Regions from separate parts of the Homo sapiens genome. Here all the other regions are linked to region 1. A link is an interaction called in ENCODE POLR2A ChIA-PET data of the cell type or tissue named here. Cell type or tissue: MCF 10A. All regions are shown on one strand. Links, peaks and the distances in the headings refer to the core of each region. The heading gives the core; the rest is flanking DNA. Region 1 overlaps LINC01204 (long intergenic non-protein coding RNA 1204). Region 2 has its middle 39 kb from the start of MIR222HG. Region 3 overlaps MIR222HG (miR222/221 cluster host gene). Region 4 overlaps MIR222HG (miR222/221 cluster host gene). Region 5 holds the start of MIR222HG (miR222/221 cluster host gene).

Region 1 (6,373 bases), core at 1,100-5,099:
GCTATCAGTGTCTGCCAAAGCAATAGAACTGAGAAAAACTTGTAAAAACAAAAGATAAGGACAGACATAGTGGATATGACTACTTTTTAGGTCACTTTTTCCCTAGGTTTTTCAGGAATTGCTTATTAATGTAGTCTACAAGTATTTTTATTAGTGCCTGCCACGTGTTGGCATTGTTCAAAATGCTTGGGATATATCAGGAAATAAAATAAAGATCCTTGCCCTTTCCTAAATTTTTTTCTATATGTATTACCTAATTTCAATAACAGATTTTATACATACTTCAGTTTACAAGCCTAGTTATCTAATTTTTAAAATTTAAAACTGTCTTCTGTTTTCATAGTTTAGGATCACAAGATTTTACAGCTGAAAGGAAGTTTAGATTTCATAAAGTACAACTCCTAATTTTCTTATAATTCACAATAATATTTTGCCTTTGTAAAATCCTTTATAATTTATGATATGTCTTCTTGAGACCTGGAGAGGATAAGTGACTTGCCAGGTTTATACTACCTGTTAGTAGCTGAACAAAGACCTTCCAATTTGTGTTTTGGTACCCTTTCTGCTACACCAAACTTTGCTTGTTTCAATGTAACGGTTGTGGTTGACTGGAAAGATTTTAACCTAAAAATGCTACCATTTATACATCCTAGGTCTGTTCCTCTTGACTCCCTTGCTCTCTGTGCCCCTTCTTCTCCCTCTCTCATTGGCTGTAACCCGATCCTACAAATGACTAATATGTGTCTTTCTCTTTGGCACTAACATTCTTGCATGCTGCCATTCCTTAACCATTGTTCAGCTAGGCTCTCCTAATACAGAACCTTTAATCTTTTTTGATAACATTCTCTCTTCATTACTCTAAATAACTTGTCAGGACCTTTTTTTTTCATCTTCCAGTTACCTACATGTTTCAGATGGCTAGGTACTCAACATAAACAAAGAATGGAGGCCCCACGGCTGACAAGTGTACTGCTGTATTTAATTACTTCCAGGTTCTCTGCTACTCCTTAGCTTCATAGAGTATGCCCCCATCTCATGCAGCACCAAAGAGCATTTTTTAAATTCACTGTGTTATATATACTCACGAGTTTCTGTTCATCATACCACTAGAGTCTAAGGTCTCCTAGAAAATATTTGAGGTTCAAGCCACAACAAAAGTGCTTCCAACTACTAAGTTTTAACATAATCTGCTAATCAGTTACTGTTTAGCCACTTGATCTCTCTCTCACTGTCTCTCTCTCTCTCGTGTGTGTGTGTGTGTGTGTGTGTGTGTGTGTGTGTAAAGTGTCACAGTGTTTAGGTTATCTATGTTTTGGGGAAAACGTCATAGTGGCTTAAAATAATTTACAGATGCTTCTTGACTTACCATGGGGCTACATCTGGATAAACCCATTATAAGTTGAAAATGTACTTTTGACTTGTAATATTTTAAACTTATGATGGGTTTATTCAGACTTAGCCCCAAGATAAGTCAAAGAGCATACTGAATGTGAATGATTGTGTCCCATCTTAAAGTTGAAAAATCATGAGTCAAACCACCATAAGTCAGGGACCGTCTGTATTATTATCTGTCATGGTTGTATGGGTTGACTGGGCTCAGCTAGGTAGTTCTTGGGTTCTCTCAGGTGGTTGCAGTAGATGGCGGCTGGAGTCATCAGAAGACTCAACTAGGCTGGATGTTGAAGATGGCTTCTTTAGTCACATCTTGTTCAACAGCCTGAAACACCTAGGGGCTTGCCAGGAATTTCTCTCTCCATGCAGTCTCTTCATGTGACATGTGGCTCCCTCAAAACATAGAGGTCTCAGGGTAGTCAGACTTCCTACATGGCAGTGGGTTTCCTCCAGAGCACGTGTTCCAAGAGACCCAGGTGAAAGCTCAAAGACTTCTTTTGACTTCAAAAGGAGGATACTACACAAAGGGGTAAATATTGGGAGGTGCAGTTCATTGGTGGGGGGTGGAGATGAGGGAGAAATCTTCGGTGACTAGCTATCAGATGAAGGAAAGTAGAATCTGCAGCTAAAAATCAAGTTATCTGTTAGTCCACCTGACTGGCAGGGCTCTATTTTTAAAACAAGTACAATTGCCTGTAATACAGCCTTTATTTTTTGGTGTAGCAGATCTGGAGTTTCTTTTAATTAAACAAAAGAGAAAAAGAAAAACTTTGAACGTAAATGACTTGTATCTCTTTAAACTGTATTTAATCTCTTATTTATTAGAGCATATGACAGCTCTGTTGATGGCTGGAGGCAGACCTGCAAACATTCTGGGGCTGACAAGCCAAAACAGGTGAGCCCATCTTCTGTGATTCACCTTGGTAGAAATGATTACTACCCAGCTCCGGGCCGGCAGACCACCTGCTCCCTTTCACCCACACAGGCTTCCCCACAGCCTGAAATATACCCTGTATCCTTTCAGAGATGGTGGATTGAACATGTGTGGAGAGACATCCAAACGCATTTTTTTTTTTCCAATGAGAGACATTTTGTGAAGTTTTGGCAGCATGCTGGCTGGCAAAGTAATCTGGCTGGCACACTCCTCCTGCATGGAGTTATGGCACTGCCACCTCTACTCTGGAGAGTTTCGAAATTTCATTTTGCACACCCTGTAAGATGTGAGTCACTCGGCTCGCAAAGGAGGATGAGGAGGAGGCGGCCATCTGCTAGTCATGAGCAGATGACAAATACCCTGCACTGCGAATTTCCATCCTCGTTTCACAATATTTAAGTAAACACATTTTGTAACCATTTTTCCCAGAGTTCCTTAGTGCTTAAGATGGATTTTTTTTTTTCAATAAACAATATATAAAAGCTGCTTTCTCTCCTCCAAACAACTGTATTAGCAAAGTGACATGAAGGCAACCATCACAAAGTGCTGTCTGTTGAATGACCAGAGCAAAAAGTATACTCATCTGAATTGAATGATTAAACCTCATGCAATTTCAGACCGATCCAGCTAAATTACCAGGTCCATGAGAGGCCGCTCCATCATGCACAGCTCCATGGTGACCTCTACTGTCTGCCTGCAAGAATCCCCAAACTATCTTCCATCAAAAACAAAGTTTCCAAATAATATCTATTTAACATTTCTTTGTGCTATGTTATGGGAAGGAAGGAAATTGAAGAAAGAAAAGATAGATGCTCTCCTCTTAAATTACGAGAGGCACGTTACATTCATAAAATAACTGGGAACTAATGCACGATCTAATTTTGTGTTCGCTTCAAGCTGTGCAACATGGCTTAATGCAGAATTTATTCATTCCTTCACCAATTTGATCTGAAGAAGCCAACAACAAAAAAATAGCCAAATAGAAATAGAAAATTAATATCAGGGAGAAAATTGACTGCATATGTGCAAACCAAAAAGGTCAAAGGAGCTTCAAATATGGCTCTGGGCATCCTAAAAGGCAGACGAAGAAGAAAAAAGTAGGATGTGTTGCCTAGACCTTGCTATCATGAAGAAGAAAGACTATCATTCCTTAAGTAGATATTTTTTCTTGGTATTAAATTTTGAATGAAATTCCTATGGGATATTTTGTGCCATATTCCAGGTGGCACAAGGGCTAGCATGCTCCTTAGAATTTGTACTGCTGCTGTAGAACTAGCAGGGCTGTTTCTTTTAACTTTGATGAGAAAAAAGTATATGCCATTGAGGAAGGAAATAAAATACATCCCTGCCGACAACCAGAGAGAGTGAGAAATGGTCCTGCTGGCAGCCAGACCATGATGTTCTCAACTAACATAAACAGTGCTGGGACAAGACCATTCCATGATCATATTTGGAACAAGATAAAGATAAAGCCACCCAGTAATCACAAAAATAACTAAACGTTCTCCTTCTCTGAATAACATGAGTGACTGCTGTTCCCTTACCTGTGACAGCTCCAGCCTTATTTGTTCTGTATAAAAACTATTGAGATGCCCAAACACAAAATTGCCCCTGCTTCTTGAGAGCGTCCAATCCATAATTGGTCCCTGCTTCCTAATTCCTCCTGAGAATCTTTTGGAGTAAGCCTAATCCCAATGAGGGGCCCCTGCCTGCTCCCTCTTTCCAAGGGCCTTAGGATTCCTCTGTATTCTCTCTTTTGTGGCAACTAGCTCAACAAACCTAATGTTTCTTAATACGATGTGTTTCTAGATGTCTTTCCTTGCTGGTCTTTCATAGTATGAAGCACCACACAGTGAAGGCGATTCTGAAAGGGATTAATATGGACCATTCAGTATGTCTATTCTCTGTCTCATTCCAGGACAGAGTACAGTGTGCTTAGTGGAAGAAAGAAATGGCTTTTCCCTTAGACACTGTAATTTTTAGTTTCTGGTCCAGATCCTTTTATTCCTTATATTTTTTTTCTATGAACTCCTCTCCCAGCTTCAGCGTCCTTTGGCTTCTAACAGCCCACACCAAACCTGGAGCCATCCCTCAGATACGGAGAACTGGAAATGCCTGGGAGTTTACATTCACCACCACCCCTTACCTTCAGGCTTTTGGCTGGTAACTGACTGGAATAGGAAAGCCAACACCCTCCAAGTTGAGTTAATTGAGTGTATAATGTACCCTGTTGAGCTCTCCTGCAGGATCAAGCTGAAGCTGAGACTTGCTTAGCTTCTTTCTCACCCCTGTCTTACTTCCCCCACTGCCTTACTGATCTCCCCTGGGGGCACGTTCTTAATAAATCATTGGCACAGAATTATTACTGCAAGCTCTACTTCTGCAGAACACAACCTATGATGCTCATCTAGCCATCACTGTATCCCTACAAAGTAGAAATCATATCATAATCTTTCAGATGAAGACAGAAAGGCTCAGAGAGATTGAAAGACCAGCCCAAGGTCACACAGTTGGTAAACAGTGGACTAGACCTAAAATCCTCACCTAGTGCCCCCATTTTTTACTATGCTTCATTGCCTGTCCTTTGGGGCCTGGCATCTGGCCTTATCTTCTGTCTGTGGGCCCTCAGAGGGAAGGTTCTGATGCCTGGGGAAGAAAGCAAGGACCCAAATGTCCTCTGCCAAGCATCTGATGCATAATGGAATGTTTATGCTGCCATCTGGGGCATGGTTTTCCTGTCCGCAGCATTCAGGCAAGGATTTATTGCCACTCCATTCTCCCTGATCGCTGAACAGATTGCCCCCTGTTGCTTGTGGCATGTAACTCCCCCTCTTCCAATCTACTGCCTCTCTCAGACTTCATGAGACAAACATAAAAGTCATGGCCTCAGGAGAATGCTTGATTTCTGTCCAGTCTGTCACACAGAAGCGTCATTGTTAAGTCCTGGGTGGCTCTTCCCACCTGTCATCCCAGAAAAATGGAGTCATCCCTGAGAACACTCCCATGCACAGTGACATTCATTATGAGGCTACCTTTTCAAATTAAGTTTGGCATTTGAAACGAATACTACTTACTACTCCCAAACCACTCACTGCTGAGGTGACTTTCCATCATGAACTTCCTCTCATCTCCACAGACAGTGCTTAAGAGAAGGGTGAGGGAACTTCAGCATCTGCCTCTCACATTCCATTGTCAGCCTCACTCAGGAGGGCCAGTCATTGGTGAAGGTGAGAGGTGGGAGGCAGGAAGGTTCACAGAATCTCAAGACTGGGGGGATCTTTAACCACAACTAAATTCTATCGTGATGCAGAAGCAGGCATCCTTTCAGCAGCAGACTAACCATGCAGAGTTGCTGCATGGGCTATGACTGAGCACCTTCACAGGCAATGAAGCCTGCTAGTAAGCTACACAGAGAGATTGTTCCCTACCTGTGCCAAGTCCCCGTCACTGACCATGGGGTCAAGCCTGAAGAAACTGGAAAGAAACAATGTATAATCAGGGAGACCAGGGAGAATGGAGTGGCGCACACTAGACAGAATGGGTTGAAAAACGTAAATGAAGGTGGGATGCATTTCACTTCCCTGATCCTTAATCTTAACCACCACATTTTTTTTTCTGAAAGTGTTTCCTTAAAATTTAAGTAGTACCTGGATTCACTTCACTTATTTAGCTTTATTACGTAAAGACAGCTTACATAAGAATAATTAATCTTTTTTTTTCCTAGTGAGTACCTGTGTTTTTTGGTTTTGTTTTGGTTTTTGGTTTTTTTTTTTTTTTTTTTTTTTACTTTAAGTTCTGGGATACATGTGCAGAACGTGCAGGTTTGTTACATAGGTATACATGTGCCATGGTGGTTTGCTGCACCTATCAACCCGTCATCTAGGTTTTAAGCCCCGCATGCATTAGGTATTTGTCCTAATGCTCTCCCTCCCCTTAGCCCCCACCCTCCGACAGGCCCCAGTGTGTGAAGTTCCCCTCCCTGTGTCCATGTGTTCTCATTGTTCAACTCCCACTTATGAGTGAGAACATCCAACCACCACATTGTAC
Region 2 (6,373 bases), core at 1,146-5,145, 290 kb before region 1:
CTGGGATTACAGGCATAAGCCAACACACCCAGCCAGTTTTTGTTTTTTAAGGTAAGTAATTGTAATGATTATATGCTAAGAATGATTCAGTAGAGAGACAAATATTTATGAGACAGGAGACAGAGAAGCCAGTTGTAGAATTGCTATGTTTCAGGAGGCAAGAAGGATCCTAGCACATGAGTGGGTTGGCCTTAGCTAGGAGTACAGTATATTCACAGGAGAAAAGGTAGAGTATGTGGGCACTTTGGAAGTCATTAGCACTAATGTCAAAGCTGTTCAACTCTCTGACTTGTGGGCATATGGTAGGACTCTTCTTCCTGGCTTCTGATGGCTTGCTGGGATCATGTAACTGGTTGTGGCTGGTGAATTGTGTTAAATGACACGTATTTCTGTGCTATAGCATTTAATTGTCAGTGTAAACATCTTCAAAAGTTATTTTCCTTTATGCCATGGTGACTGGTGATGTTCCAGAATCTGGCTGATTATCAATCAACCTGCATCCCTGAGTAAGGGCAGTGTAGAGCAGATCCCTCAGCTGACCATGATGAACATTTACTGTCTTTTGTCGTTAAGCTCCTGAGGGTTGTAGTGGTTGTTGTTAGAGCATAAGCTGGCCTGTCTTGAGTGATAAAGGCACAGATGTAGCTAGGAGGACAGATGCGATGGGTGGGCGGGGGCGGGGGGGGGCACTTGTGGAAAGTCTGTTCTGACTGTGCCTGGTATTTCAGTGAAACAGGAAGATAAGCCGAGTGTGAGGATAACGAGGAGGCATCAGAGATATGAGGAGAGCCATGTGTATGAAATAGTCATTGGGGAGAATCTGAGAGTAATTGAGCCAGTAAAATGTATCATGATCATCAGAAAGCACTCAGGGCCCATTTGAGTTTGGTGGCCATGAATATAAAGTGAGTAGTTGGTGTGGGGGTATGTTTTTCTCCTATCACTATGGACCGAGTGGGTGCAGACGTGGTGTTGACAAAGAACTGGATTTAAGCAGGGATTTGGTCTTGCCAGGCAAGGATGACAAAGTGAGGTAGTGGAAAGGGAGTTGAAGATACATACAAGGGAGTGATTATTTAGCATATTCTTATTGGACTTTAATCAGCCTCAATCATATTCTTAGGGTAGTTAGCATTGGGGACTGAGAGATATAGTAAAAGTCAAACTGTGTCATGTAGTGGCTGGTTTAAAGTTTTCCAAGCACTTTTGCATGTGTAAGAATATGAGAAAGGGCAGGTGGTAAGTGGGGTTGGCCACAAAACAGTGCAACTCTTCATTTTTTCGGGATAAGGGGAAGGCCTCTTCTACACCCATGTTTATCCTCTGTCCCTTGTGAAGTCCCTGGCATGGTGGCCTCTTCGGTTTCTTTTTTCCCCTCTTTTCTTTTTTTCTCCCGTCTTCTCTTTAAAATATCTCTGCTGGCCATGTGTGGTTTAAGCTTGACCATAGTATTCTTTGTCCTTCATTTTTCTTTGTTCCTTTTTCCTTTGTCTAATTGTGGGGTTTGGCCGTCTCTTGGGCAGGTGGGGAGGGAAGAGATGGTGTGTGGGGTGGGTTACCACAATTCTGAATTAGGTCTCTGGGTTGGACCCATAAAGCCCGTAGTCACCCACCATTATATAAGTGTAAGTTATCCCCGAGATAATCTGCGAATTCTCTAAGTTGTAGTGAGGAAAGTGAAGCCTGAAGTTATGTCATTTACACAATAATGGATAATTGGTATTACCTTCACTTTCCTTGCCTCCCCTCCCTGTTTTTTTCCCTCCTGTAGGGAATGTTGGCTATTAATAGTTGGGATTGTCCCTAATTCTTGTAGTCAGTTTTATGTGCACAGTGTGCCTCTTCCTGGCCACTTAGATCTAAATAATGTCCCAAAGGACACCCAATCAAAGCTTCCCTTCTCTCTTTGCAGCTTCAAGATACAGATGCTGATTCTAATTCTGGAACTGTTTATAGCAGTGTCTTGTATTAGTGTCGGGTCACTAGAAAGCTAGAGGGGCCAGGTCATTCTAAGAGTTGTTAAATGTGTTTCTTGTGTTCCTTTATTTAGACAGGGACGGGAGAGGGCTGGTTTGAGGAGGCCCTGCTGTCTGCTTTGGTGTTGAGTTTGAACCTCTGGTCTGAGGATCCCAGGTACTCTGTTCACATCACCATGTGGCACACCCAGCCTGATTTGAGAGGGGGAAGAAGTTTACGGGGTTGGGTGGGGGGTGTACATGACTGCACAGTACCAGAAAGAAGCAGTTCATTCATGTCAGCCCTGCCACTTGTGCATCAGGGCTGTTGTCAGGAGCCTGGTGCTGCTCAGGGGGTGGGAACAGGCTTTGGCCATCGGGAGCAGTTGTCTCTGGCCCCTAGGAGTCCTCACCCAGGGCTTCTGTCTTTCTTGATGGAAGATTTTTGATGCTTTTTTTTTTTTTTGAGACCAGGGTTTTGCCTCGTTCCCCAGGCTGTAGTGCAGTGGTACCATCATATGTCTCACTGTAGCCTCGATCTCCTGGGCTCAAGTGATCCTCCCTTCTTGGCCTTCTGAGTAGCTAGGACCCCAGGCGCATGCCACCATGCCTGACTAAATTTTTTAAAAAGTTTTTTGTAGAGACGGGGAGTCTCAGTTTGTTGCCCTGGCTGGTCTTGAACTCCTAGTCTCAAGCGATCTTCCTGCCTTGGCCTCCCAAAGTGTTGGGATTACAGGCGTGAGCCACCATGCCCGGCCTGATACTTTTTGTTAAAACAGGAACACACTCCCGAGAGGACAAGAGCTTCAACTTCCCTGAACAAGTACCATGTAGAGTCATTTAGTAGCAGCTCCTATGACTAGATTTGGAGAAGATGGGTGATGAAGTATGAGCAAGGAGGGGGCCTTTGGATGAGGAGGGATGAGAAGGGCAGGGCCAGGCCTTGCACACTTCATAGTTAAGGCCTCTCTTTTGCTCAACAGCATGTGAATTTGGGAGACTTTGCTGATTATAGCTTGGGACACAGATTATTGCTTGAACCATGACGTTGCAGTTCAGTTCTGTTCTCTCTCCTTTATTTCTCAGACCCCTGCCAGAATGTGCCTGGGTATGTACCTACCGCAGCCTTTCTTAGGCCAGTATGTGCACTGAAGGCTTGCCCTGGACAAAGCCTCACAGGGTTGCTTCTCCTTGGTTTTTCATCTCCTGTACCTCTAAGATGGTACTCTGTGTCAGTGATAGTGGCATTAGGTACAAATTAATTGAGACGGGGGCAGAAGTAAGAAAAATCATGGCATGCCTTATGGCGTTCAGAAACTAACCTTTACTCTGTGTGTGTGTGTGTGTGTGTGTGTGTGTGTGTGTGTGTGTGTTTTCAATAGATTACAGTTTGTGGAGGAGTATGCAAATCATACAGAAACTATGCAAATATATTTCCTATCTTGTTCATGTTTTCACATACCTCACTAATGCCTCTGGTGAAATGCAAAAGGAGAATGTTCTGAATCATAGATCCCAAAAGCTAAGGAGTCATGAGCTATTGGGAAATTCAGTTATATAGTACTTGTTTTTTAATCTCCATAGCCAAGTTACAGAAATGTTCATCAGATTTCTGTTATAGGGGAAATAGTCTTCAGCATTCCAATTCTTTCCCTTACATTATAATTCTTACAGTGGAAAGTTGAAATCACGAGCTTTAGAACTGTGCAGTTTCCTTTGAGTTTAGCTTTTCTGAACGGAAGGCTGTGTGAATAAGTTTGCCTTGCCACTTTGCTCTTTCAACTTAAGAGTTATTGTTTCTACAAATGTTGTCTCCTTAGAGAAACGTCTACGTTTCAGAGGAACGGATGATGGATTAGTGTTTACAGTAATGAGAGAGTAAAGAGAGGTTTGGTAGAGGGGGAACCGGTGCGGGAACCATTCAAAAAGTAGCCGTAGCTAGTAATGCTTGTATACTCCCTCTACGCATGAATGATTCATTTTGCCGCTTTGTTATAATAGCCACAGTGTTCAGTCTCTAAGGCTGTCTTGTGATATATCCTTCTTTTGCTAAAAGGCTACATATCAGCAGCCTCGTTTGATTTAGAAGCCGATTCAGCATACCACACATACCATTTGAGAAGAATGCCAGGACCCTTCCTGCTATGAAAATGTCATGCATGCTTAAAATGACAAGGTTTGGCTCAAGCAATGGTTTCAAGTGCTTCTTAATTATCCTTTTTGAATCTTCAAAGCAATTTAATTTTAGGGTTTTCATTTTCAGTTAAGATATAAGTCACCCAAATATTTGCTTTATTTTTAAATATCAAAATGCTGACTTGGCGATTTAGAGTATCCAAAATGTAGCATGAAGGTGGTACCTTTTAAACTGTGGCAAAAAACATATCATAAAATTTCCCACCTTAAGCATTTTTAAGTGTACAGTATAGTAGTGTTAATATATTCACAGTGTTGCGCAACAGATCTCTGGAACTTTTTCATCTTGCAAAACCGAAAGTATATTGAACAACTCCCCATTTTCCTCTCCCCTGCAGCCCCTGACAACCACCATTGTACTTTCTGTTAAGAGTTTGAATACTTTAGATACCCCATATAAAGGGAATCATGCAGCAGTTGTCTTTCTGTGTCTGGCTTATTTCATGTAACTTTATGTCCAACAGGTTCATCCATGTTATAGCAGATGACAAGATTTCCTTATTTTTAAGGCCGAATAGTATTCCATTATGTACATATACCACATTTTGTTTACCCATTCATCTGTGAAGGCAGTTTGTCTTTTTGTAAAGAGTGGTCTCACGAAAGCTTTTCTTGGGAGGTAAAACAACCAAACCACAGAGAACATAGAGAAATTAAATCTGAGACATGTACGCTAAGAAATGGAATTTTTGTTTGTGATATTTAATATCAGACTTTCATACTTGCAAAACGTGGAATTTCCTCCACTGAAATTCTAGTACAAGCAATTTAGGTTTGCACTCCTTCAAAATCCAAAACCCTCCTCCTCATATACCCCATCTGGCTCTCTCTTAGTATTACAGTCTCTGAGACTGTCCCTTAGGGGTACAGACTAAGGCACGTGCTCAAGTGTTCACTGGAGAGCTTGATAAAGTTGGCATTTTCTCCTAAAGTTGTCTGTGCTTCCATAGAATGTCTAGAGGGAAGAGATAAGGGGAAAAGGGGGTGGGGCGAGAAAGGAGCTGTCGGAGCCGTGAAAGGATGGATGACCTATGAGATCATTAAGGTTAGTTAATGGGTTTTCCCATTGGACTTTGTGGGTTTTTCTCACAGATCAGCTTCTATATGGATTCCAGCTCCACTCAGAGTTGAAGCAGCAGTTCTGGCTAAAGCAAAACCACACCAGCAATACGCTCTGTGGTCTGGCTTTAGTCTAAGAAGTGCTGCCAGAGAACCCGAAGACAAAGATTTGACTTGAAAGAACACGTGGTTGGGGTAGAATCTGATAGGGAGAATCTGAAATGCGTAGTGTTACTTTCACTTTTTCTCAACTTTGTTTTTTCCTGAGAGCAAAATGATGAGACAGCTGGAGAGGCCAGATTTTGAGAGTGGCTGGGGTCCTTGTCCTCAAAGATGCTGCAGTGTTAGTGATTGCCTGTCTTTGGCAGGTACAAGCTGTGAGAATGAGCCTTTTTCTCCTCCCCGTCCCTTAGGATTCCTGGATAAGGGTGAGAAGCAACCCAGGGTGGGAGCTTCTCTTTAACTTTTCCTGTAGTTGGCTAGGGCCCGTCTGTGAGCTGGGATGTGGTGTAGAGTGTGTGGTCTCCACTACAGCACTAAAAATGTCTCTATCTTGCCCGGAGTTAAGGGGAGTCAGGGAATGCTTTGCCTTTCTCTGCTTCTTTGATGTCCTCCGGAAAGCAAGACAGTGTGCAGCTGACTGGCTGGAGAGGAGAAAAGCTTCAGAAAAAGATTTTTTTTTCTTTTTTCCCCCAGAAAAGCTTCAGAAAAAGCTGACAGACAAGTCTGAAGTGCCTGGGGAAGTACTTGCGTTCTGTAGAATGTGGCTTCCTTGTGGCCCCAGGCCCCAGACCCTCGGACGCACTTGAGTTGAGTATGGGATGCAGAGGGAGGACCAGGTGCACCATTTTACAGCAGTGACAGCTGGTCCTGTCCTTTACACTACAGAATGCTGGGGAGGAGTTGCACGCTTAAGCCCTGCCAACTGTCAGGGCAGTCAGCTGTTTCTCAGGTGTGTGTCAGGTGAGGGCCTTGGCAAATCTTTTCCCCAAAGTGAGGGATCCCTTTGGAAGGCAGGTGGAAGCCAAGGACTCCTTGCTTTGTTGAGGCCAATTTGGAGACATGGAGAAATACTTTAAAGAGACTTTTGACAATCCCTATTTTTGTGTGTATACGACTTCAAAAAATAAGTTTTTCCTCCTATTTTTTATGAACATCTTCAA
Region 3 (6,373 bases), core at 1,566-5,565, 240 kb before region 1:
AGGGGATGAATGTGAGGTTGGGGGCATTGAGTCAAGAAGAAGATCAGGCAATTCTGGAGCTAGGTAAATTGGGATCATTCCTGGCTTGTCACATCTACGTGGGACATTTAGACTATCCACGGGCTGGATACCTTAGGAAAGTTCCTTCTGGCTCTGGGACTCACTGCTCTTTCAGCATTGCCAATTTACATCTAGTGTGTTCTTGTTAGAAGTGGAAGGCTCCTCTTCATTTTTGAGCTCCTTGCGCCCTGTCATTTTCTCTGTATGAGAGGGTTTTGCTATTCCTTTTTGAGTGAAAACGACTCCCATAGCATATTGCCATTCACACTCCACCAGGTCTCCCCTTCACACACACACACACACACACACACACACACACACACACACACACCATTCTCTTGTCCTCCCTGAGCCAGTCCTTTCAAGGTTATATCATCCTTTAGTGCCAAGTACCTCCCCTGACCTCTTTCTTCACTCATAGAAAGAGGAACCAGATTTCCCCTGTGTGACTGCCATCAATACAAACAGCAGTTTTGTTTCTGTTATTTCCCCTTTCAACCTAGTGATAAAGTTTGCTGCTGCTGCTCTCCCCACCCCGCACAGGAAGAAAGACTTCCTTCCTTCATCTCTTGACTTTGCCCAGGCCTATGAATAATCTTCGCTTTGTCATGGACTCCGGATGCTCACCTTTTCTAACATTTTTTTTAAACCTCCAAGAGTTACTCCTCAGCCTCCTTCCCTTCCCCACCTTCTGGTTTTCCCTACCTGGTAAACTTCTTATTCTACCTAGTTAATAATAGTGGGCGCCCATGAAGCTCTTGCCTCATTGATGAGTATCTGGGCATTGGGCTTCCCTATGTCCATTTTCTCTTCTGGTGTATTGACTGACGTCTCTCTCCCTGGCTCTTTTCTCACTTGCGGTGGTGCTCCCTCTTCAATATCCTGCTTCCTTTTTACATTCCAGACTGTCATGTTGTAGACCATCTCCAATTGTAAGCTGAGTGCTTGATATTTTGCCATTTTCCTCTTTGTTAGTGTTTTGAATCCTAATTTTTAATCTGATTTTTAATTATATTGATGTTGTTTTTCTAGATACTTATATTTTGCTCTATAGAACTGTCCATACGTTGTCAAAAAACCTTCCACTGTCAGCACAAATACAGTCCAGCATCAACCAATAAGGAGAGAAGAAGGGGTAGAAGGATGCTGTTGTGCTATTATCAAGGCTTTGCATGGTCCTTGGGGTGTACCGAGTTATTTCCTCCAAAACAGTTGAGGTTTCCTTACAACCTGTTGAAGAACTGATCACACGTCCACTGTGTGGCAGCCACTCTGGGAGCAAATACTGGACTTGTAGGTTAGGTCTTTATACTGTAGTCTTTCTTCGTAGTTTGAAAATATCTATTTCCCCTCTTTCCCTTCGTTTAACACATTTTAGAACATTCTTTCTTTAAAAATCTTAATTAGCGTTTCCATTTTCTCTTTGTTACACAAGTAGAATCCATGTTTTCATCCTGTTCCTCTTTGCTGAAGTGTGTGTGTGTGTGTGTGTGTGTGTGTGTGTGTGTGTGTTTTGTACCTGATAGGTCATCAAATAGCATCTGCGGGAAATACATTTAGCCCTTCATCATTTAAAAATCATTTTTATTAGTCTTTCCGAATCTTCACACTTCTTCTGCTAACTATCTTCCTTTCTCTTCCATTGTGGTGTGAGCTATTTATATAAGCCACTTAATTTTAAAAGTCCACATACTGTCATAGAACTCATAATAATTGATACCTAATGTGGTTGAGCTTCTGATAACCATCATAAGCAAAAGAAACTGTATATATGGATGTTCTCTTTCTGGTCTTCCCTCATTACCTGTTCATTTGTCTTAGTTTTATCATTTTACTGGAGTAGATTTTATTTCCCTGAGGACCCTTCTGTGCTACAAACCTGTGATGGTACACAAACACACTCTAAGACAGTGCTTTCACTAGTCCATACTTCTGTTAAAAGGAACATACACTCTTTTACAAATAGCATGATCTTATAAGCACCCACAAATCTTACAGAAAGCTACCATAAAACTAAGAGAGAAAGCAAGAAATGTTTAAAGGATGAAGAAATACAAGAGTTTCCCTGAATGGAGATAGTCTTCCACTGTGTGTGTGTGTGTGTTTGTGTTTGTTGTTTTTTGAAATGTATCAGTATAGGTGTCAGGCATTTTACTGTCTATTCACTCACATTTCTTTATTTGACAAATATTTACTAAAAGGTGACTATGATCTAGTGTACTATGCTGGTACCTGGGGAATCTCAAAATTATGGGACTGATTCTTACCCTCAAAGAGCACATATTCTCACAGGGAGACACATTTCTAAACAAATTGAAGAGCAATGTGTCTTGTGTTTCTGGCTGAGACCACAGACTCAGTGATCTGGGAACCAGCCCCCAGTAGTATGCAGCTAACTTTCCAGAGGAATCCAGGAAGGTCCCTTAGCATCCTATAAGAGAGCTGGGCCTTGCAGGGAGGGAAGTGCTTGTCAGGCAGTGTTCAGAAGCCGAATTTTGCTCCTCCATCAGTCCATCTGAGGAGAGGGAAACTTGATGGGAAGATTCAAGGAAGACGACACAAAGAATTTTGTACCATAAGAACATTGTATGACAAAAGAAGTTCTGTACAGTGCCAAAAGCAGAGGCTTGGTAGAGATCTGATTATAAATGAAGGTTGCAATGGTAGACATGTGCGATGTTGATGCCTTTAGAAAATAGCACAAGGCTTAAAAATGAGACCAAATCCACAGAAAGGCCTCGGTAATAGTATAGAGTAGTAATGGGTTAATTGTCACTAAATAAGTCTCTAAGTCATGAATTCTTGAGAGAACTGACTGGTTTTTCTGCTATTCACAAGCTCAGAGAAGTTACTTTATTTTGACGTCCTTCTTTTGTTTTTACTTATCATTGATGGAATGCAAATTATTTTCCTCTTTCTTTTATTTAAAAACGACAAGAATTCCTCACCATCGTTGCACACTGCTGACATTGTATGTAGAGAATGCCTTAGGGTTTTCTTCCAGAGTGTGGGGAGAGGGACAAAGAGAGATATATATGTACATGGATTTAGGGCAATTAATTTCTGAAACTTGTCCATAAAAAGACTGTTTGTTACTTAGGTTAAAACTATCCTTTTCCTCTGAGTGTTTGCAATGAGTAAAATGCTTCATGTTTTCATCTATTGATTGTTTAAAAAATGTTGTTTTTCGTTGAGAAGGATTAAAGGCATGCACCTAATTGTTAAATATTAGTTTTTAAAAAACTAGTCTGAGTCTGTCTTTATGGGCTCTGAGTGGTTTCACCTTTAGAAGCTTGTTTTAGGATCTTGTGCCAACCAGTCCCTTCTGAGGCCTGTTCAGACTAGAATTATCTGGCAGGGGCAATGTCTTTTAAAAAAATGTCTTCAGCAGGAACGTCCCAGAGAATGTTCACCTCAGTCTTCAAGTTGGCTTGCGGAGCAATTTACTAAATAGAGAGATGTGAGAATCAAGTGACCATCAGCTGGTATAAATGTTTTTGGTCAGTGTAGTCACAGGATCTCAGGTATGCAAGAGCTGGACGGGTTTCAACCACGTGCCCGGTTATGGTGATACCCTGGCTCAGTTGCTCTAACATAACATAACACAGAAGGAATCCAAGTTCATAAGAACATACTTTAATTAGACACCTGTATTTAAAAGGCTGATTTCTCCTCTAGCATAATTTCACCCTGTGGCGCACTGTGTATACATGGGTGCATTTCTTCCCTGGCCTACAGTTAGAGTTAATTGGACTTTTTGTTCTTAACGGTGTGGGAGGCAGCTTTTTTTAAAAAAAAAAACAGCTTTATTGAAGTATAATTGATAAAGAACTGCACATATTTCATGTGGAAAATTTCATGAGTTTGGATATATGCAAACACCTGTGATACCATCACCATAATCAAGGTAATGGATGTATTCAACATCTCTCAAAGTTTCATTGTATCCCTTTGGTTTTGTGTCTGTGTTTGTGTATATGTTAAGAATCACTTAACATGAGATATACACTGTGGGTGGCAGTTTTTGTTCACTTCTAAAGTAAACTCTGACTTCATTAGAATAGTGGACTGGCTTATGCTCTGTCAAATCCCTAAACATGATTGTGATAGAATTTGACTCTATTCCTATTTAGTTACAGAAAACTACTGGTGCATGAACAAAAATATGTGAAATATCATGGATGGGGTTTAGGGGGACATGTGGGGCCAGACTTTGTGAGGTTATAGAAAATCATGGAACTGGAAAGCATCTGGAAGTTCTTTTACTCAAAGAAGCATAGATTCTTTCACATTTGTGTTAAAAACAGTGAATTAGACAATTTTGACTTGGTAAAGTTAGCATTCTGGCAATGCTGTGAAATCGTTCATCTCTCTTCATTTACTTCCACATATAGTCCCTAGGGTCAAAATTTCTTTCTAAAAATGATAATTTCTAAAGTCAGAGATGCTTTTTGGGGGCAAAATAGAATTGTCCAGGTAATCAGTTTAAAAGACAGAGTAATTCTACTCTTCCTTCAGTAGAATGACGCACGAAGCAGCATTTCTTTCATTTCCAGTAGAACTTTGATGCGAATGTGACTTTTATCTCTCTCAGTGTAGCTTTAAACATCAATGGGTTTCTTTACTTCTTGGTTTGGTGTATAGGTTGCCCCTGTTCTAACCGTGTGGAGTGTAAGCTCTTCAAATTCTAGGTTAACATTTCAAGAAATGGTCTTTATCCCAGTTCAAAGCAGGCCTTCCAACAGCAGGTGGCAGGCTTAACTTTTAATAGTCTTTCCCTCCCTTTAAACTCTTTCTCATACCTCAAATAAATGGTCTTTAGCCAGAATGTATGGGAGTTTTTGTTTATTATTATTTTTGTTTTGTTTGTTTGCAGTGTGACTAGGACTTGAGCAGAAGTACCTTGGTTACAGTCCTATCACTCACCCTTGGGGCTTAGTTGTCATCTTAATTGTTAGATAACAGAATTATATAACTCAACATTTCTAGTTTGAACCTATTTCTTTTCTTTTCCTTTTATTTTTAAACTGAAAATGCATTATTGGTTAATATTCTATGGTGTTATATATTCTACATATTCTATTCTTTGTGTTTTTAATAAACTTAAAACTGTATAGTATTGTTTAGTGGTTGACACTAATTTACAGAATAACCTTTAATAAAATTTTATTTACAGATTTTCCTATTTGTATTACCTAGATTAAATTTAAAACAAGGGGCAAAAGACCACCTTAACTTTAGTACTAAGATGTGGAGAATAGATACCTTTGAGAATTAAAAATTTACCTTTTCTCATCTAAATGTAAAGATTTATAAAAGATAATCTTTTGTATTTTGGCATTGAAAGTGACCACACTAAACCCTTGCCTCACTTTAATTGTTAGTCTTATTCATAAAAGTAGAGTTATGAACAGTTAGTTTTAGTGGTTTATGAAATGTAAGTTTGTGTGTTCTACAAATGCTTTATTTTACATTGAGGGTAAGACTTAGCCAAACCTATATAAACGGTCTTTTCCCCCACTTCAGTATGTATGCTCTGGTTTGTAGGCAGTGCCAAAATATACTTCATAGATGGGATTGGCCTTAACTTATTTAAAGAGAAAAAAAAGCAAGCAATCAAAAAAACCCCTGCTTCACCTTGTAAATTCCACCCTTATCCTCCCCCACCAAGAGCTAACCACACTGGTGAAGCACTATTACTATAATTTGGCAAGTGAGTTGCCTCTTAAAATTAGACATCTGTGATTAAATAGTTAAATCATTCCCTAGATATGTATATATTTAGAGCTCCCAGAAAGCTGGTTATCTTTTCTTATAGCTAACACATTTTTAAAAAGCCACTTTTCTCTTGGTGATAAATATGTGTGTGTCATACTGTGGTATAGCTGCATGTCCGATCAAATGGTACTAGTTTCCAATTGACAGTAGCTTTATTAAATCTTTTCTAAGTGATAGCTGAAGCATTTTAAATTCACAGCAAAGGATTCTAAGACGTGTACTTGGAGAAAAGTTGCATAGTCATTTACCTTCTAGAATAATCCTAAAAGTAGGAAACAATAATTGGCCATGTGGTCATGTGCTAATAAAAGAACACCTTGTCCAAGATACCAGGCTTTTTCCTGTTTCAGTGCTTTTTGTTCTGACTCTTGCCTCTCCCTGTGGTGTCCTTTCCCACCCCAGGTATGTACATGATTCTTCTCCTCCTACTTCAGGAATCCACTCAAATGCCAGGCCCTCAGTGAGGCTTTTCCTAGCCACCTTATCGAAAATAGCATTCCTCTTAACTGTTTCATTACTCTATGAAATGACCGTC
Region 4 (6,373 bases), core at 1,624-5,623, 240 kb before region 1:
TCAGGGGACGGGAGAGGAGAAGCAATAAACTCACTCTATGTTCCTTTCACCTCACTGACTGCATCTTGTATCTGATTGTTTGTCCCTTTGGAGACAACGTATATTTCACAGACAGACACTCACAACACTCATGAAGGTCTTTAAGCATCTTCCTTTGGGAGCTGCATTTCTTTTTTTAAAGTGAGAGGAGAAAATGCTTGTGAGGGAAAAACAGTGCAGAGAAATGGTTTTTCTTTCTTTCTTTTTAATGTTGGCGGAAGAAGGGTTCATAGTAGGGAACGTATCAGTAAATATAATCTAAGAGCACTCATGCTTTCAAATAATTTCCTTGTTTAAAGATATTAAGTGCAGTAGCGTTTACAATTAATGATCACAACCAGTTACAGATTGCTTTGTTCTTTCTCTACTCCTGCTGCTTCACCTGCCTACGCTTATAATAAAAGAACATTAAGAGACAACAAAGGCCATCACAAAGATGTCTTCAAAAATAATTTTAAAATAGAATTTTAATTAATTTAAAGGTAAGAAGTGTTGCCATGCCCTCAATCAAATTTATTATGACTTTTTGAAAATATCTCTAAGTAAATATATAGAAAATGAGGAATGAACATAGGGGAGGGCTTTTGGAATTTATACTACTATTCTTTCAAAAAATATTACTCGTCTCCATGTTGCAGTTAGGAATACGCTTCCTTAAGACAGAGTCATTATCTTTACTTGTTATTTAAATCTTGATATCACCTCCTATAGTTTTTGAAAGACATCACTCTTCAAGTTGTCTTCAATGGCACAAACTATACCTGTGCATTTTCTGAAACAAGTTTGACCATACCAGCAAAGGCAATGAAAATGCTTTGTCTTTCAGCATGAAATGTGAAGTCTACATTATTAGTGGGTATATATGGCCCAAGGGAAGAAAATGTTGAAGTAGATTTAAAAACAAAAACAAAATCACTCACACTCTAAAAGAATGTCTCAGTATTTCAAGGCTCTTCTCTCTCTCTGTGTTAAAACCAATAAGGAGGCCTCAGGACAAGTTAGGTTGATAATGACAGTGAATATCTACCTTTCTCCCCATTCCGTTTGACATCCATACTCCAAAAGACCTTCCCTTATTTGCTATGCATGGGTAGCAGGGAGATTATAGAGAAACTGTTCTTTTTCCTGCTTTCTTTTTTTACTGCTGGGGGAGTGATCACTTTCCTACAGCTCTTGTCCACCTGGCCCTTGAGGCGTTTGGAGTTTTGGTAAGGTGTTAACAAAAATTGTCTCAGGTGCCAACTAAATTTCATAAGCTTATAGCAGCACAACAGACTAAGACACCACATGGGAAATGTACATTTTACAAAAATATATTATACATCTACCATGTCTACCATGTGCCTTAGAGAGTTCTGGGTCTGGTAATACAGCAGTGAATAAAGTCCCCGCTCACATGGAGCGGGTAGGCTGATGGTGATGGAACTCATAAGTATACGGCAGGTGTTAGTAAACACTGCGGAGAAAAATAAAGCTGTGTCAGAGAGAGAGTACCTGGGGATCAGGGGTAGAGCGACGTTAACCAGGGCTAATAGGAAGGCCTCTTTGATGTTATTAGGCCAGTGAGGAATCAGCTGTGGGAGTGTCTGGAGGAAGAGGATTCCAGGCAGAGAAAATAAAAAAGTAACTGCAGTAGAGACGGGAGCAGGCTTTGTGTGTCCAAGAGACACATCATGGCAGATCAGGTAGGACTCTGTTGGCCACAGTAAGAAGCTGTTTGGAAGGTAGGAAATGATAACTAGAGAGAGTGAAGATGGTATTCTGAGAGTCTATGTGATTTATTGTAGGGATCCCGGAGAGTCGAGCCCCTTGTGCCTCATAACTGGAGTGTTTACAAGCCGTGTAAGGCCTTCTTGCAGTAAAATGCTACTTTTGTAATTTAAATTATTATGCTATGAAAACCTTAGCAAAGATAGATAAAGTTGAACTATTTGAAGCACAATTACAGCTAAAAAGCGCAAAGTGGGCAATTCTTCCTATCACATCTACTCCTCAGAGAGATGTGGGGTACCTGAATGTCTAACTGTGGAATGTTTTGATTTGATTTAAATTTGCCAAAAACTCATCTTCCATAAGGCATATCTTTGCTGATTTTTGCACTCAGTAACAAGCAGTTTAGAATTTTGAACTGAAGGGATTTTAAATCCATGTTTAAAGTGCTTTCATTTTAAAATAATTCTTAGTTTTATGTTCAGTCAGATGATAAGCTCCTTTTTAAAATTCTGTATGAAAACTTACTGTTTGGTACAGGTTAAGAAGTCTTGTTATACAGTACTTATTTTATTGGAGGTACAAAGAGAGTGTGGAAAAATAAAGGCAATTGGCCAGGTGGGAAGGGTAAAATTGTTTTATGTACCTTTTCTCTTGTAAAGTTGTGTTAAAAACATTTTTGTAATTTCTTAAAGGTAGAGTTGATTGCCATAATTTGATTGCAGCCCCCTGTCATTACTTCACTATTATACTCGGATACTAAATGCCCCTTACTAAATCTAAGGAAATGGGCAAGTTCTGTCATCTGGGAGTTTACATGTTAAGAGACATTGCACGGGTGAGAACAGACATAAAATGTATATGTAATTATATCGACAACATACAGGGCTTAGAAAGGGGCTTGATAGCCTTTTATAGGTGTCGTCCAGGTTTATCTTACTTGAAATACTGCCTGAGACTCTATACCTAATTCTTATCACATAGCCTTTCTATTAGTCAATGATAGATTTGGGTTGGGTTAACCCTCATATTCTTTTAGCAAGGGACCCACCTGCAGAAAAGAGTTATTATTGGTTTTGTCATTTATAGTTTAGTTCAACAAGACCGGATTTCCTCACCGCCTTTGGCTGAAACTGACTGACTAAATCAGTTTCACTTGTGGGGTAGAGAAATGAGTAATTTGGGAACATAGAGTGTTGTGTGGAGGAGAGCTTAGTTTGCTCCTCTTCATCCTCCCCTTAGGTAAGAAGTCTGCATTGAGAGAGGGAGAAAGATTTGGGACATCATGGGGAAACTGACCCCCTTGGGTGAGACACATTGGGAATTAAGAGAAAGATGTAAAAATGGACCAGGAGAGGATGTACAGAAGCCCCAGGGGAGCCAGAGAATTTCTGGTCCTAAGCTCAAGTGTCAGCCTCAGTTCTGCCTAGCATCTTGGACATGCTGTCCCTGCTGGCTTATCTCCTGTAAGACAAGGGGCATACTCCTGACTTACTGAGCATCCCATCTCAGAGGAGCTGGGAGTACAAGGAATTCAGGAATGGACTTTCAAGACAACATCTAACCCGAGTCTTCTGCAGACATTTCTCTACTGAATCTACTTTCTAAGTGTAGATTAGTGTCTAAGAGATAGACATTAAGTTTCTTTTTCTACCAGCCTCTGACCCCCTTGCTTTGAGGAAAACACATGTGTTGTCCACGAAGTGGTGAGTTCTGTTTGGTCCTTCCTCTAAGATTGGTCCGGGGCTTGAGCCGTTTTGCCCCATGTGCTCTGGGATTTCCCCCGGTTGTCCCCCCATATAAGTAGACAACTTGCTGTCTGTGTTCTAAGACCTTCATATTTTTCCCTTTGACTTGAGTCTGTTCTGGAACAATTGTGTGGTGGCTGGGCACTGCAAAATGAGTCAGTTCCTGCAGTTTGGTTACAAGTTCTCAAAAAGTATTTCAGAATGTGGATGTGGTCAGCAGAGTCATTTTCCAGACATCTAAAAGGAAACCCACATCAACTGTAACAATTGAGCTACGAACCGATGGCTCTACACAACCGAATGGGGCCTGCTTTTCCTCAAAGCCTGTAGGTGCCCTCAAATCTAGCATTCTCTATGGATCGGAAAGGAGAATTCATCTTCATGCTTGTAGATCACATTTTATCTGTTACTGTTGACATAAAAAAATGCGATAGAGGTTTTGGCCTTCATCACCTTTTGAATGTGGGCACAAATTTGACATAAGAAATAATTAGTAAAATGGAATCTATGGGATTAGAGTATAATTAGTGCAAAGTGTGAAATGTGGCTTAGGGATAGATGCTTGGGTAATTGAACTAATGCACGAAGGAGAGGTTAAGATGGTTTGGGTACCGATAGAGTACATCGAAATATGCTTATTTGGTTTACTAATAGTCTGAACCTGTGCAGACTTAGCAGCAATACTGATAAAATATCATTAAATCCTTTTCAAGCTTTAAAAGAAGTTCAGATTTGTCATAACATTTGGAGAATATTTTCGCTCCACACAAGTTTTGGAAAATAATCTTTGTGAATTTTTTTATCCTCTTGGGTATCATGAATTGTAAAATTTTGTTGCAGTTCTCAGTTACCAGTCTTGCTCCACTCATTAAAACTGATGGCATTTTCAATAATAAGAAAACAAAATTTAAAAATGGGTAAACGATTTGAACAGACACTTCACCACAGAAGATACGCAAATGGCAGATAAGCACAAGAAAAAATCTTTTCAATGTCATTAGTGAAACACAAGTCAAAACCACAGTGAGGTACTGCTACACACCTATCTGAATGGCTAAAATTTAAGAAGCCAGCCATGCCAACTGTTGGTAAGGATGTGTAGGATTTAGAACTCTCATGTAAAATGATACAAACATGTCAAACATACACCTATCATATGATTCAGCTGTTTCACTCCCAGAGAAAAGAAAGCATGTGCTCACCTGAAGACTCGTACGTGAATATGCATAGTAGTTTTATTAGTAATAGCTAAAAGCTGGAAACAATCCTAATGTCTATCAACAGGTAAATGGATAAACAAATTGTGGTGTATCTGTATGATGGATACTACTCAATAATAAGAAGGAATGAACTATTGATACCTTCAATAACATGGATGACCCTAACCCATGAGAGTCATATCATATGATTCCATGTATACAGAATTCTGGAAAATGTGAAAGCAGATCAGTGGTTACCTGGGGTAGGGGAGATGGGGGTGGCAAGAAAGGGGTTACAAAAAGGCCCGAGAAAACTTCCGGGCTGGTGGATAATTTCTGTCTTGTGTTGATGGTTTCATGGGTGTATATATGTCAAAACTTATCAAATTATACAATTTGAATATGTGCAGTTTATCGTATGTCAGTTATTCCTTAATTCTTAAAAAAAACTTAAAATAAGAAATCATTGTTATAGTAGATGGAAGGCTTTAAAATGCCCTTATTTGGCAAAATCAGCATTTCTTGGGGGGAGGGGGGAACCTGATAGAGTTTTAATGGTTTGAGGACAGAAATACGACCTTCTAGTACAGATGAGAAACCAAAGTTAAACAGTGAACATAATAAATGGGATCTCTTTAGTCCCTTTTGTTTACAAAGCATTTGAACAAGTGGTTCAGGAAGTATCTTTTCCAGCATGGTGGTTCCAGCTGCCTGCCCGACTTCTAAGCATTAGCACTTAAACAAACTTACTGTAGCAGTCTACCGTGCAATGTGGCTAAGACATCCAAAGTTGCTGTGTTCAGATTGCAAAGATAAGACATGAAAATCCCCACTTTCAGATTCTATCATTGTTGGAGAAATAAATCTCTCATATTTACACAGTGCATGAAAATTTATGTATTTCCAGCTGTATTGAGGTATAATTGACAAATAAATTGTATATATTCACAGTGTGCAATATGATGTTTTGGTATATGTATACATTGTGAAAGGATTACCACAATCAAGCTAATTAGCGTATGTATCACCTCACATAGTTATCTTTTGTGGTGAGAACGTTTTAAGATTTTTCTCTCTTAGCAAATTTCAGGTATATGATGTAGAATTATTAACTATAAAGTATTTTCATAAACCTCATCCTGTGAAATCCTTTCAATGGTCCTATTACAGGTAGGATCAGTATTATCCTCGTTTGCTTTGGCAGCAAACTGAGACCCAGAGAAGCCAAGCTACTTGGCCAGGAATACAGAGCCCCCATCTTCTTGCTCAGAAATCACCATTCTAACTACTACACTTTGCTTCTTCCTCAAACTATTGTCATTGAGTGTTTGGCTAAGACTCTTCACTCACCAATTTGTCAGGTAGTTATTAGAGTTCCTTTTTAAAAATATGAGATGTTCAAGATGATAATTCCCTCTAATCCTCTGTTTCCCCGTTTCTAAATGGGTAATAACACAGCCACCAGCTTCCCAAGTTTGTGACCCTTACACGTGGAAGAGTCATGAAAAGTGGGCAACTCTGTGTACCCAGTGGGTGTTGATGTTACTGTGTGACTGCCCTCTTTGTTCCTGGGTTACTGATCACACAGTACTGAGTGGCTTTGCAAACCCAACAGGGAGACATAGCAGTTTAGTTAACATTAGTTGCCCTATAGCTTCCTTCAGAATTGGAAAGTTG
Region 5 (6,373 bases), core at 742-4,741, 260 kb before region 1:
TAGTACTGAAGGTGACAGCTCACCCTTAGAGAGCTGATGGTGGTAGCAGACATATTGAGGCAGCAGTCTCTGTTCCTTGCTTGTATTTTTTCGCTTATTCCCATTCTTCAGATGAAGTGAAAGCCTTAGAGAAATGAAGGGACTCTTCTATGTCCCCACAGGTAATAGCCTCAGAGACAGTATTACAACCCAGGCTGTTTGTCTTTACCCTGACTTGTAACTTTGGTTTCTGGGAGCCTGACACAGTTGGATCGTTTGGTATTTTAGAACTTACCCAAGACAGGAGTGGCGGTGGACAGGAAGCTCCATGCTGGAGCTCCAAACCAGCCTTGAACTGAACTGTTGAATCAGGTCTGTGTGCATCTTCAAACTGGGCTGCGACATGGAGGGGAACAGAATGGAGCCTTCCCCCATCACTCATTTGTAATCCCAACCACCCTCTCTTCATTTTGCTGGCTTTTCCCCCATTATGTTACCATCTGTCTCCAAAACATTGCCTGGGTAAAGACAAACTGGAGCAGTTGCTCGCCCTCAAACAAAACACAGAACTACTTCTCCTCACTCCCATTCCCCCCCACACTAGTGCCGAGCACCATATTTGAGGAATTCCATATTTATAAAGCTTGCCTGCACCTCGATGATGTCTGCTTGCTGTCCTTTTTATTATTCTTCAAATATGTTATGTGCTGACTGGAAACGATTAGCTTTTGTTACTGAGGGGTTTGTGGGATGCTTGAAACAGCTTCATATAGTTCTCAGATGGAAATGCATGCTGTTTGCTCCTTTAAGAAATGCAATTTCTTAATGAAAGACAGCATAGAGGAGAATGCATACTGAGGTTCCCCACCCAACTCTCTGGGTTTCTCCTAGGGTAGTTGTGGTAGGGTTTTATGTCACGGCCCTGTGGAGCGAATAAACAGTGGATCTTGGGTATTTTTTTCTGAGTCTGTACCCATCTCTTCATGCCTCTGACTAGGGGCCCTTGTTAATGTCAAGGGCAGTGCTCTGTCCCCAACAGAGCTGTAGTGTTGCCCCCAGTCTCTGACCCACTCACCTTCTTTCCTGGCTGATGACACTTCCAATGTCCTGACACATCTGGGCAAAGTGGAATTGGAGTTCTTAAATGCCCTCTCTGGCTGGCCCCAGCTCGATTCTGCACTGGCCTTAGCAGGCTCCAGGAAGTTTGGAGAGGAAAGACCCAAACAGATCTCAGATGTAAAACTGGATGAGTATTTCAACTGCTGAAACTTTAGGAGGAAAATATGGATGGGCTACGTGTTTGTCAACATTAGTAAAATAGTTACTAGTGATTCTTTTTTTAAAAAGTTATGGAATCATATTTTTCTCATTCAGAAGTGTTACTTAGGGAATGACTGAAATGTGTATGACTCCAGAGTTCTCTGTCAGACACTGTTCTCAGCACTTAACATAGAATCATTTTTTAATCCAGGTGCCACAGCTAGGAACAGCAGAACCAGAAGTCAAATCCCAGCAAGTCTGACTCCAGAAGCTAGACTCCTCAGAGATGTCATAGGTCCTTTTAGATGCCAGAGTTTTAGATGTTCCATTTTATTCACATTCTATTTTCATAGCCTGTGTTTATTTCCACTGAAAGCCATATAATTATAGACTTTATGTTCTGTATCTTAGCAAGGTAACTGTCTTTAAGCCAATAAAACTTAATACATTACTACTGAAGTATGAATAAGTTTTAATAACTGAGAAATACATACACATGGTTAAAGTAGAATTCAAAAGTGTAATTTGGAAGTGCTCTCGAAATAGTTTCGTGTGATTTTAATTTCTGAAAATTAATTCTGTATGTAAATTGAATGTAGTGTTTATTCCAGTAAAACCCTGCAGGAAGTCTTTTTATAAAGTGAATAATCAACTCCTGAATTAACTGTTATACATGGTTTCAGTGTGTATACCTTTTCTGTGCTCTCATCTACCAATCTGAAAATTAGACATCTGAACATTTTTCTGTGTTTCAAATGTTGGATGTATTTCCTGTATTGTAATAAAACTAGTTATCCATCAAGGCATAATCAACAATAAATGCCAAGCCTTAGTCAGAGCAGTTGCTGACTTTGCTGAAGGTTAAAGGAAGTATGCTGAAAAGAGATAACTGTAGTTAAATTGCTCAGCCCAAGCCTTCCAGATTTTTCATGTGGGGAATTGCCCTTCTTATTACTGTATTCTTCCTGTCTACATAATACCTGGGAACAATTTACTCCATGTAATGCCACTCCCATCTTGGTAGTGAAGTTTTTACTGAAGAGGAAGACTACTAGGGCATGTCAGTATATTTAATTGGAATTTTCACTGGTGGTTTTCAAGTTTTTATTTCACAGCTTTTAGGCAGGTCGAGACTAAAGGACTGTACAGATTTTTTGGTGATGTGATTGTATTACGTGTGTGCTGTGTGTGACTAGCTCAGCTTAGAGTGTGAATTGCAGTAAATGCAAAAGTGAAAGCTGCAACATGGCTCTCATGCTCCCAACCACTTCCTGAAGAACCCGCCGCGCGGGCCCCAGACTTAGAGACTTGAATCTTCAGGATGGAAGGAGTCCAAGTCCCTCATGGTAAAGACCTCAAGTAAACCTAAATGTAGAAAACCTGTTTGCTACTCTTGTGTGAATTAAAACGTTTGGTTGCCTCCATTGTAAAAATTTCAGTGCACAGTTCTGAAATTTAAAATATTAGGGAACAGAGCCAGAGCGTTGCCATACCTTAAAAATAATCTTGCATCTCTCCTGTTTACATGATTCAATTCTTGAAACCAGTTGGAATGTGCGTCCTGATCTCTAAATGTACAAGTTATTTAAAAAAAATGTGAGCTTGTCAGCTTAGCTACAGCCACCAGTCTAATAAAACTGAGTCACATCCAAATGGGCTGCACTTAAACTACCCTCCCATTCTAGGGAAAACGTGGCTGGAGGAGGCAGTCTGAGTCATCACCTGGTTTGTTTGACATACACTTCCTTCCATAAATTGGGAATGGCAAGCGGCACAGTGTTCTGGGCTTGCCTGGGAGAAGGAGCTGTTGCAGTCTTGCACGATCAAAATAGGGCCTTTAGGTTTGAAGGATGAGGTTGAGCCCATATTTTGACTCCAAATGTCGGGGGAGGGGAGAAGAAGTCGACAGATCCAAACAAGGAACATTTGTAAGTACCATTTTTGGAGGTCGGAGCAATGGTAGGGGTGTTCGCAGTTGAATTTCTTCCTAAACATAAAAGGTGTTTAAGAGACAAATTGGGGGCATTCAAATAAAAATAAATGGGTATCTAGTTCACAAAGTGGGCTCGTTTACTTAACAAGAGTGTCCTTGATGTGTACAGTTTAAAATGATTGAGAGAGAGATGATTTGTTAGTTACCATACGAATCTGTTCTGGCAATGTTTAATTTCACTTAATTTATTTAACTATTTTAAAAGAAATGTATTTCACTTAGGAATCTTTTCATGGCCAATTTGAATCTCCTTCAGGGGTATTTTGAGGGGATGGGAAGAGAGGCTCATGTGTCTCGCACATTTTCTTACAGCGGTTTTGCAGAGGCTCACTGGAGCTTTTTAAAATAAAAAAGTTTAGAATGTAAAATTATTGGAGACTATAGAGGAAGGGGAAGGAGGAGTAGATTTATAGCTGAAGTGGGTTTGTAAACTCAGCGTCTGCTTTGGGATTATTTTTTAATATGTGCCAGACATTCTTCTGATTTTCATCCTGGCTTGGTTGTGGCTCTTTCTCTGTCTGTGTGAGGCTGGGGTGTTCCCTGTTTTAAAGCCGTAGTTGTCGCAGCCTGGGCGTTTTCTGTTTCGGCTTATGGCTTTTTTTCTCTTTTCCTGAATGAGTGTCCTTTGTGTAACCCCAGTAATTCAGAAATCCTGCAGTCATAGGGACTGCCCTATCATGTGACTTAGGTACTAGGTGCTGGCTGCGATTGGTCAGCAGCTAATTGGCGGGTCCCTATAAGAGGTCTTGGGTCGGGCGTCCGGCCACTCTCCTGCCTGGGCTGCTGCTCAACGGGGGCTGGGGGTGTGTGGGGCGGGGGTGGTCTGTCCAGTGATTCAGCCACATGTGATAGATGACCAAGTGACTGCTTTCTTGGAGTCCGCACACCAGTGGAAGACTCTCAAAGTGGTTGTGACCGACTTGATCAAACTCTAGGCTTCCTGAACTGGTAACTGTCACTTTAATATAGGTTACTGATTAAACTCAGAAAAATGCAGCTTAAAATCTTTGCCAGGAACTTGTGTGGACTTATTCCCTGTTCCCCCCCCCACCCCCCTTGTTCTGATTTGTTTTGTCACAGGAATGAAATGCAGATAACTCTTTAGAAAACTTTTGTAGGAAAAGCGCCTCGTGTGATCTGGAACAAAGACGTTTTATAATCAGATTTATCAAGCTGCGAAGAGGGAGTTTTAGTGAACGGAAGCAGCAGCATTCTGTCACCAGGAAATACTCCTTTATCCAGAATTGGTAAGTGAAAAGTGGCATTGCTCCCTAATAGATATCATATGCGTGTGTGGGAATTGAAAAATTGTTCACAGACCCCTAACAACTGTGTTGAACAGAGAACACATAAACAGTGAGGAGTTCTAAAAAAGAGCAGCACGAGAATACCGCATAAAGACTGAGAAGAAGCCAGGTAATTAACAAAAATGAGCTGAGTGCTATCAGTTTAGCTAAACATATGTAATACAGCTAGATTTGGTTGTTTTATTTTTTCTTGTTAGTGGAGGAGAAACATAAAATCAGAATGGGCTGTTTAGTAGAATTGCGACATTAACTTTCCATGGATGTAGATTTCCATTTAGTCTGAATAGCATGTATGAAATTTGAAGGGATGCTTTCAGAATTAGTCTACTTGCCCTCCTTTCCTTTCCTCTGCATTAAGATGTCAAGTATTTAGTTAGAACCTTACAAGATGAAAGTTGTACAAAATGAAAGTTCAAGTAATGCGTCGGAAACACCTCTCCTGATTGGGAAGGGTAGATTACAATGGCAATAGATTTTTGTTTTTTGTTTCTTACATTTGTGTCACGAATTTTAAGTTTGTTCTATTGGATTACATTAGTACAGCAAAAGGGGGGTTATTTCTATCTATATGGTTCATGACATTTTGAGAGGTCGTGATTAGTAGTTCTTACTGGTTTCGTATGCGTGTTCCTGCCTGTTGAATTCAGTTTTCTAATCTTGAATCTGAGCTGCCTTTATGTTAAAGGGTTCTAGAAAAAGACAATAAAGCTTTGAATACCCGTGTTATATACAACAGGTTCCTGTTCATGATGTATAAGGTAACGCAATTTTATTTTAGGCATGAATGTCTAATTTCTTGATTTGGCTTCTTAAGAATATACTGAAAAGGTTGAATAGAATAAGAAAAAGAACATTAGAAAAGAATGGTGGGTGACTGCCTGATTTTACTAGTTTCTTATTGGTCAATAGAAGTAATCATGTGATGTCTACTTATAGAAGCAAATGGAAAAAATTTTTCTTCTTTAACTGCTAACAAGTATATAGGCAATTTTAGCAATCTTCATTTATTAATTTGAATATATAATTATAACTGTTATTAACAGAATAAGTTTTGGGTAATATAGGAAATAATAATTATTTCTTTCTTTTTAAGCCAAATTGGAAGTTGAATCTACTTTTGGTTCCTGTTCTGTTACTTTCAAAATCTTAAAATCCTTAACTCAAAAGGGAAAATGTATAATAAAACAGGATAGCAGTGCTGAAATTTCTCTCTCTTAGCAGTGGAGTGGGATGAGGGTGGGGGAGGGAGATGAATCTAGTGAGATATATTAATTGTTTTTTCCCCCTCTTGTATACTTGGATAACTTTTGAGATCAGTTTTCTCAGACTAGCAGCTCTCAAGACTTTTGCATAAGTATTTATTCTTAAAGAAATAGAAAGACAAGATAAGCACGGCTCTTAAGGGCAGGTCCTCCAATAAGTCAGGAAACGGGTGATCCAAACTTGTGAACATGACAAGTCAATTTGACTTAATTAAGGAATGGCATTAGTTTTCTTGAAGCACATGAATTTATAGGTTTTTAGAGTCTTGAAGACAGAAAAATGGCAACAAAGCATTAAGGTATTTACAGATAATTTATATTCAACTGCTAGCTTATGTTTTCAACTCTGTATTTCATGTAAGTAAATACTTGGGGAGAACATGATGATTTAATAATCTGGATAAATACTGCCGTGCCTGTTGGAAAAAAGCCTCTAATTTTTAGGTTTTCCTCATCCATTTAAAATCCATTGTTTTGAATGACAAAATGTGATAGAAACAGGTTGGAACAGTAAATGCTAGAAAGTATATCCCAGAAGAATTAACTGAGAACTTCATGTTTTCAATTCTATT

What was found. Peaks named below come from ENCODE experiments on the same cell type or tissue, not always from the same donor. Only the 100,000 strongest peaks of a DNase experiment are listed, where the experiment ranks them.
Region 2: POLR2A ChIA-PET joins it to region 1 with 11 read pairs; 3 of 35 experiments call an interaction of 5 or more read pairs at or near these places.
Region 3: POLR2A ChIA-PET joins it to region 1 with 46 read pairs; 7 of 35 experiments call an interaction of 5 or more read pairs at or near these places.
Region 4: POLR2A ChIA-PET joins it to region 1 with 11 read pairs; 7 of 35 experiments call an interaction of 5 or more read pairs at or near these places.
Region 5: POLR2A ChIA-PET joins it to region 1 with 31 read pairs; 7 of 35 experiments call an interaction of 5 or more read pairs at or near these places.

The regions. Positions count from the first base shown.
Region 1 is chrX:45,511,981-45,518,353 of GRCh38, reverse strand. All of the region lies in intron 2 of LINC01204 (long intergenic non-protein coding RNA 1204), which reads right to left. Among named protein-coding and RNA genes, the nearest start is that of LINC01204, 9.8 kb to the right of the region's middle. In MCF 10A, for the core only: a CTCF peak has its summit at 2,992 (motif pointing left); DNase peaks (open chromatin) are centred at 2,633 and 2,963.
Region 2 is chrX:45,805,834-45,812,206 of GRCh38, reverse strand. No RefSeq gene overlaps it. Among named protein-coding and RNA genes, the nearest start is that of MIR222HG, 39 kb to the right of the region's middle. RefSeq lists a silencer at 5,284-5,373. In MCF 10A, for the core only: no CTCF peak of the experiment used is centred there; DNase peaks (open chromatin) are centred at 3,446 and 4,426.
Region 3 is chrX:45,747,984-45,754,356 of GRCh38, reverse strand. It overlaps MIR222HG (miR222/221 cluster host gene), which reads left to right. Exons shown (of 2, transcript NR_170290.1): 2 at 1-6,373. Among named protein-coding and RNA genes, the nearest start is that of MIR222, 4.0 kb to the right of the region's middle. In MCF 10A, for the core only: a CTCF peak has its summit at 4,812 (motif pointing right); a DNase peak (open chromatin) is centred at 3,386.
Region 4 is chrX:45,755,779-45,762,151 of GRCh38, reverse strand. It overlaps MIR222HG (miR222/221 cluster host gene), which reads left to right. Exons shown (of 2, transcript NR_170290.1): 2 at 1-6,373. Among named protein-coding and RNA genes, the nearest start is that of MIR222HG, 11 kb to the left of the region's middle. In MCF 10A, for the core only: no CTCF peak of the experiment used is centred there; a DNase peak (open chromatin) is centred at 3,681.
Region 5 is chrX:45,767,892-45,774,264 of GRCh38, reverse strand. MIR222HG (miR222/221 cluster host gene) reads left to right here and starts at 3,998. Exons shown (of 2, transcript NR_170290.1): 1 at 3,998-4,180; 2 at 4,313-6,373. In MCF 10A, for the core only: no CTCF peak of the experiment used is centred there; DNase peaks (open chromatin) are centred at 2,944 and 3,914.